Regions from separate parts of the Homo sapiens genome. Here all the other regions are linked to region 2. Evidence: chromatin loops called from intact Hi-C (ENCODE). Cell type or tissue: A673. All regions are shown on one strand.

Region 1 (2,500 bases), 260 kb after region 2:
GCTCCCCGAGTCACCCAAAGATATTCAGTTCACTGATACCTGAAATTTCCATCATTCAAGTTTCATTCTTTTTCTTAAGGCTCTGCTCTTGGTTAAAGAGCAGATGCTTTGGAGCGAGTTAATGCATCCAGCCTTATTAGTCATTCACACTTTAATGAGAAGCTATAAGAGCCTTTCCTAAAAGTGAAGCAGGCTTGGTTTCTTGGAGCAGGGGGAGGGGGCTGCATTACTAGGCTTGTAGGCAAAAGAGGGGCAAAGAACAGAGAAAGGTGGATGTTGCTGGATTTACATTCTGTTGGGGGGTAAAAAGCTCTTGATGCCCGGAGTCATCTGATTTCCTTTCTGCTACTGAATCCCACAGGAGTGTGACCTGGATTTAGCATGTCGCTCCCATTCCCTGCTAACCTCAGACAATTCCAAGGAGTCACTTTTTGCTAGGCAGGACCCCAGGACTCAGTTTCTCAGGTAGATTTGTGGCAAGGCCTTAATAATCAGCTGTCCAGCCAGGCTAGGTCTTTGGGATTTGCAGGCGGTGGCTTTGAGAGTGAATGAAAAAAAAAATTTTTTTTTTTTTGATAGGATCTTGCTCTGTCACCCAGGCTGGAGTGCAGTGGCGTGATGATCATAGCTCACTGCAGCCTTGAACTCCTGGGCTCAAGCGATCCTCTTGTCTCAGCCTGCCAAGTAGCTGGAAGTACAGACACGACCATGCTGGGCTAATTGTTTAATTTTTTGTGAAATGGAGATCTCTCTATGTTGCTCAGGCTGGTCTCAAACTCCTGGGCTCAAGCTATCCTCCTGCCTCGGCCTACCGAAGTGCTGGGATTCCAGCCGTGAGCCACTGCACCCAGCCAAAAGTGATTCTTCTTAGCCCAACTCTGCTCCCCATTTGGGCCAGGAAAAGAGGGAAGGCAGCAGTGCTGAGGGCCCAGGCTGCTGTATGCAATGTCACTGTGGTTTCCTCGAAGTAATTGTCTTGCTGTCATTGGTTTTAATGATATAACACACGCTTAAATCTCTTTGTAATGGAGCTCTGTCAGACTCTGGTTTAGTAATCCATCCAGTGAGCAAGATAACATGCCTCAGGAAGCTGGGTTTTTTACCACCCCCTGCAATTAATCAACAAGAGGAAACTCATCTGACAGCATCATAATGATGTTTGGTTCATGAAGGATTTATTTAGAGAGCGAGGGGGGGAAATATCTTCTCATCTCTCAATATAATCTGAGTGAGTTCATTCAGCTGCATTTTTCTTTCTTTTTCCTCTCTTTCTTTTCCTTTTCTTCCTTTTTAATGCACCTACACAATGACGAGTGGTGACTTGTGAATGGAAGCAGCTTTCAGCAGAGAACATATTATGTAAGCAGGTTTTGGTGCCAGCCATTGATGGCGGGGCGGCATTCTGGGGCTGCAGAGAAGAGAGATGGTTTCTCGAAGTTCGTTGGGAGGCTTTTCATGCAAGGTGCTGCCAAATGGCATCTGTGTGGTCCGCTCCATTGCACATCTTCCTCCCTGCCCCCTTTCCCCTTTCCGTCTCTGCCTTCCTGTGTTTTTCCTCTGTCACTGTGGTGCTAAGCCCCTAAGTCTCTGTCTTTATCTCTCCCCCTCTCTCTCCTTTTTCCCTGCCCCTGTCTCCTTACTTTTCCCACCCCTTAAATAATTCCCTGCTTTCTCCTTGCAGTCTCTCTTTTCTCCCCATCTTTCCCTCTCTCCCTTTCTCTCTCCTCTGCCCCTGGCCTCTCTTCCTTTCCTTTTCTCTCTCTCTCTCCGTCTTCCTCCTCTCCTAACTCCTCTGCCTTCCTCATCTCATCTTTAAGACACACAGAAATTACTTGTAAAGGGAATGCATTTGTGAATTCATGAGACTCCAGGTGATGAGGGCTCCAAGTAGGGTCACCAACCATTCAGCTTTGCTTGGAGCTGAAGGGGGTCCTGGGATATAGGACTTTGTGTTAAAACTGAGAGGCAGACCAGGGATGATGGCTCGCACTTGTAAATCCCTGCACTTTGGGAAGCCAGGGCAGGAAGATCGCTTGGAGCCAGGAGTTTGAGACCAGCCTGGGCAACATGTGAGACTCCTGTCTCTATAAAAAAGTTAAACAATTAGCTGGGCATGGTGGCACACACCTGTAGTCCCAGCTACTTGGGAGGCTGAGGCAGGAGGATCACTTGAGCCCAGGAGGCTGAGGCTACTGTGAGCTGTGGTTGTGCCACTGTACTACAGCCTCGGTGACAGGGTGAGACCCTGTGTCTAAAACAAAACAAAACAACAACAAAAAAGAATGGAAAGAGTACTGGGCAAACTGTGATGAGTTGGTCATCTTACCTCCAAGCCAAATGCTTGGAATTTTGTAGAATTTTCAAAAAGCCAAAGATTCAGCTTTCTGGGTGAGTTGCCTGCCTTTCTGCTCTGGTGGCACACAGTGGTTCTGAAGCCCTCCCAGGCTTGGCATTCTCTGCATGGCTCCGGCATGGACTATCTAGACACACAAAGGCCTTT
Region 2 (2,500 bases):
TAGGCTGAAGTGCAATGGCATGATCATAGCTCACTTCAGCCTCGACCTCTAGGGCTCAAGCAATTCTCCTGTCTCAGCCTCCCAAGTACCTGGGACTGCAGGCAGATGTCACCACACCCAGCCCAGATTTCAGCTTTCTCTTGAAAAACAGGACTGCCTGGCAATAACAGGTCTGCATTCTTCCCTGGCAACAAATGGCAGCCACCCCCTTTCCAGGGGGCCCAAGCATTCCTTTCGCCAGAGTCCTTACCACTTCCTGTGTCTGTGACATGGTGGTTGAGTGCCACTTGTTGTCATGTATCAGCACATTCCTGTTGTTACAGTAGAGTTAGGAGAAAAGTGAAGTATTTCTTTTAACCAGTGCCACTTTGAAAGGGGAAGAACAAAAGGTGGATTGAGAGGGCTGTGTGATCAAAGTCGATGAGAAATGAGCATTTTTCTTTTTTCTTTTTTTTTTTTTTTTTGAGATGGAGTCTTGCTCTGTCGCCCAGGCTGAAGTGCAGTGGCACAATCTCGGCTCACTGCAACCTCTGCCTTCTGGTTTCAAGTGATTCTCCTGCCTCAGCCTCCCGAGTAGCTGGGATTACAGGCACCCGTCACCAGGCCCAGCTAATTTTTGTATTTTTTTTTAGTAGAGACGGGGTTTCACCATGTTGGCCAGGCTGGTCTCGAACTCCTGACCTCGTGATCCGCCCACCTTGGCCTCCCAAAGTGCTGGGACAAGACATGAGCATTTTTCTTTGTAGAAATAATGCTCTTCTTACAGGCTTAATGTGCAAAGTGTGTCTGTGACAAAAAAAAAAAATACAATCTCAGAAATTACTGGAGACAAACCTTTTTGATTTCACTCCCTATTATACCTGGCTTCTGTAAAGCAGACCTCACTCACTCTATTCACTGTAACTCATTCTCACTGAGGCTCAGAGAGGGCAAGTGGCTTGCTCAAGGACACACAGCATCTTTGTCAATGCAGAGCTGGGGCTGGAGCTCAGACTGCTTGCTTCCTCATCGTGTGCTTGTTTTACTTTGTCATCATCTGTGAAACTGTCTGCAATTGCCACCTCTCTCTGGGGACACACCTGAGTCCTCACAGTCTCTGGAAGAAAGTGCAGTGGGATTCTTTAATCTCTCCGGCTGCATTTCATCTTTCCCAAGTGTTAATGGAAAAAAAAAAAACAAAAAAAAAAACACCTGGGTTATCTCCCTGGCATTTTGCCATCTCAGAGAGATGTTTTTAAAAATGATGATTTCTTTATCTTTCCCCGAATACAAATTTTCATTCTAGCAACCTCTGCTAAAGGCAGCTTGGCCAGACCTGACCCAGCCATCTCTCCTTGCTCTGGCCCCACAGCCCAGCCTTCCTATTTATCAGGGGTGACATCATATATCCAGGCTCCCAGGCTGTCCAACCTTGGATTGACACATTTTTGAATTTTTTCTTTTTTATTCCCGCTATCCAAGTAGTTATGAACTCCTTTGGTGAATGCACTGATTTTTGCCATCTAGTGGTTAAAAAAAAAAAAAAAGAAAAAAGGGAGTCGGGAGACATGGGCATCAGACAGTCCTGGGTTCTGCTCCTGACTCTGCCAGTTTTTGTGTATGAGCTCTGGGCAAGTTTGGTAATGTCATCAAAACCTCAGTTCCAAGACCCCTTTCAATGGAGCACTTGCTGCCCCAACTGCTGGGGGTGCTGACAGCAGATGGCTCTCAGCTGTTAACCCCTTTAGCAATCCCTTCAGCTGCAGAGCCACCTCGTTCAAGGTTATTCCACTTCCTGGGACAGTTCACAGCCCAAGATAGATCAAGATGGGGCATAAAGGCTTGTCCATCTGGACCCAACTGGAGACATCACCAATTTAGCTCCAGGACTCTCGGTAGGGTAGGCTAGGATGTGGTCGGCCCTGCATCACAGCTCAACTTCCCCCTATGCCCATTCCTGCTTCCTTCCTCAATCTTCCCCAGGGATTGATTCCAAGGGACCTCCTTAATATGTCAACTGGATGCTAAACTTGATCTCAAAGACAGCTTGCTGGGGAATGTCACTTGGGATAGTGGGTGGTAACCACACCTACACCACTGCCTTGTTTCGGGGATCAATGAGGCAGTCGTGGTAGCTGGCACATAGTAAGTGTTCAGATAGTGTCATTAATTATTAGCATATTTATTCACTAAGTGCCAGGCATTGTTCAGGGCACATGAGACACAAGTGGGCATTATCAGCTCCGGTTCACAGTTGAGAAGCCAAGACTTGCCAAAGGTCACACGGTTCATTCATGGTCCAGCTGAATCTCAGCTTGGGGGCAATCAGCTCCTAAAGAGACTGGGCTTTTCAGAGGAGCCTACCTGGCTGGCACCAGTCCCAACCCTGGACTGCTTGTCTGTGTGGTCTCTGGCACATCAGGACTCTCTCTGAGCGCCAAGTTCCACAACTGTAAAATGGGATGAAACAGAGCCCGACTTTGAGAATTGTTGTGGGGATTTGATGAGTGAATCCTTGTAA
Region 3 (2,500 bases), 140 kb after region 2:
ATTTTGGTGCAGGTATATGTTGCTGTCTGTGCAAAATTGCATTCTTAAAAATTGGATATTTTCAGGGTCATATGAGCCAGTTCTGGTGGTTCTATCAGTGAGGGTCCTATCAGGAAAATAGAAATGACACTGAGTTTTTAAGACAGAGAGATGTAAATGCAGGAACTGTTTAAATAGGGGGTGATGATGAAATCAGAGATCCAGCCATGGCAGAAAGCTGTCACTCCCTGAGGCTTGTGGGACAGAGAAAGGAAGGTAGAGTTCAGGAGCTGAGATCTCCTGGTGGAAGCTGGAGCCTGGGCAGTCCTGCCTGGCAGGAGCTGGAGCCACAGAGGAGATGCAACTCCTGTGAGGAAATCTGTCTGCGGCCCAGACTGGGGAGAAATATCCTGGCTTCTCCCTTCCTTGTGCCCTCTGATCTCTACGTGGGCCTCCCGTTGGCAGAATGGACCTGAAGCCAGTTAGCAAAGGAGCCCAGGCAACACCGAGAGGAGGGAGGCAGGATGTCCTCTGAGGGTAGACAGGGGTCCCAGGCTGGGACAGATGTTAACAGGATGCATACCATGCATCAGATTTACTTTCCCACTGTCTTGCCTTACAATGTCACCCAGGCTGTGTGCTCATTTCTGAGGTTCCCTACCAGCCACCAACACTTGGGTGCAAGGGCTCTTGGCCGAATCTGCTCATCAAAGCTGCCTTGGGCTTTCTCACCAAGTCTCTTCTCTGCTTTTCTCCCCAGCAGGGTTAAACTCACAAAGAAAACTGCAATCTTGGTGTGACTTTACTTGATTTCAAAATTGGATTCTGGCCCCAGATAATAACTTTAGATGCCAATAAGAGAGCGACTAGGCCTTCCTTTAAAATGCCACTTCATTCCCTTTTGTCGGCTCCCAGGAGCTCTCTGGAGGAAACCTGAAGAGGTGGGAGGAAATTGTGCAGGGAAAGGGCCCTTTTGCTGAGAGTAGTAAATTATTCAGGTACTCTAATGGCTTGGAGAATGCCAGGCCCGTCTCCCTCTTAGAGCACACCGTAGGCAGTGCTAATGACAGCTGGAAAAATGCCTTGCTCTGTGCATATGCAGAGAGACATCCTGGCATTCCTGTGAGCTCTTCTTGGAGGCTGGGCTGGACAGAAAGAGAAGCAGCTGGAGATTAAATGACAATATTAGGGAGGAAGGTTGAGGAAGAATGAGGGGCAAGGTAGCTTTTCTGCCTTGCTAACGATAAACACACTCTGGCTAGCCTGTATTTTTTGGATTTCTCCTGTGTGAGGTTCTCCGGTTCAGGAATTACCGCTGGCTGCAGAGTGATGTTTTCTGTGTTGATTTTTGATAGAGCTTCTTTATGGATCTGTAAAAAGATAGTTCCTCTCTGGTGAAGAGCCCAAGAAGTTGAGCAACTGGAAAAAAAATTACACCCAGCAAAGGAACCCCATGGTTTTTGGAGGCTGACACATCAAAGCCCTCTTGTGGAACAGGCCTTGCTTACAAGTGCGGCAAACAGGACCCAGCTCTCATCAAGGGTAATGGTGAAAACAAAAATAAAACAAGTACCATGGGACCCAGTGTCAAGAGCTTGAGCTTTCGCAGCACATAGGTGTGGAGCCTGTCATTTTCCCTCCCTCCTTCCCTTCCTCCCTCCCTCCCTCCCTCCTTCCCTTCCTCCCTCCCTCCCTCCCTCCCTCCCTCCCTCCTTCCCTCCTTCCTTCCTTCCTTCCTTCCTTCCTTCCTTCCTTCCTTCCTTCCTTCCTTCCTTCCTTCCTTCCTTCCCTCTTTCTCTTTTTTAGAGTTAGGGTCTTGCTCTGTCTCCTGGCATCAAATGATCCACCCGCCTCAGCCTCCTAAAGTGCTGGGATTACAGTTGTGAGCCACCCCACCCTGCGAGCCTGTAATGTTCTACCTGGATGACCTCGAATAGGTTGTTTGACAACCTAAGCCTCAGTTTCCTCTTCTGTAAAATGGAAACAAAATGAATCCCCACCTCACAGAATCCTGGCTTAAAAAGTATATGATGCTTGCAAGGCACACAGCCCAGAGCTTGGCACACGGCAAAGCAGCTAGCCTCGGCAGCCATTATCCTTGTGATTAATTCAGCAAACTCTAGAATGAGTTTTTCTCTCCAGGTGACAAAGTCTGTACTTGAGTTTTTCTTAATCCAGAACCTAGAACCAGAGATTAGAAATACAAGGGCAGGCCAGGCGTGGTGGTGCATGCCTGTAATCCCAGCACTTTGGGAGGCCAAGGTGGGTGGATCACTTGAGGCCAGGAGTTCGAGACTAGCCTGGCCAACATGGTGAAACCCTGTCTCTACTATTAGTAAAAATACAAACATTAGCCAGGCATGGTGGTGCATGCCTGTAGTCCCAGCTACTCAGGAGGCTGAGGCAGGAGAATCACTTGAACCTGGAAGGCGGAGGTTGCAGTGAGCTGAGATTGCACCACTGCACTCCAGCCTGGGCAACAGAGCAAGACCCTGTCGAAAGAAAGCAGCCTGGGCAACAG

The links. Peaks named below come from ENCODE experiments on the same cell type or tissue, not always from the same donor. Only the 100,000 strongest peaks of a DNase experiment are listed, where the experiment ranks them.
Region 1: it touches region 2 in a loop (4-fold over the local background); 1 of 110 quality-filtered maps calls a loop at or near these places.
Region 3: a loop joins it to region 2, with 8 times the contacts of the local background. A loop is called at or near these places in 1 of 110 quality-filtered maps.

Annotation. Positions count from the first base shown.
Region 1 is chr12:112,797,136-112,799,635 of GRCh38, forward strand. All of the region lies in intron 2 of RPH3A (rabphilin 3A), which reads left to right. Among named protein-coding and RNA genes, the nearest start is that of RPH3A, 6.6 kb to the left of the region's middle. In A673, no CTCF peak of the experiment used is centred here; a DNase peak (open chromatin) is centred at 1,086; H3K4me3 peaks cover 854 bases; H3K27ac peaks cover 2,500 bases.
Region 2 is chr12:112,537,985-112,540,484 of GRCh38, forward strand. No RefSeq gene overlaps it. Among named protein-coding and RNA genes, the nearest start is that of PTPN11, 120 kb to the left of the region's middle. In A673, CTCF peaks have their summits at 1,490 (motif pointing left) and 1,689 (motif pointing right); DNase peaks (open chromatin) are centred at 157 and 1,497; H3K27ac peaks cover 1,153 bases.
Region 3 is chr12:112,675,719-112,678,218 of GRCh38, forward strand. It overlaps a transcript of RPH3A not described here. Among named protein-coding and RNA genes, the nearest start is that of MIR1302-1, 18 kb to the right of the region's middle. In A673, a CTCF peak has its summit at 1,435; DNase peaks (open chromatin) are centred at 1,063, 1,493 and 1,853; H3K27ac peaks cover 2,154 bases.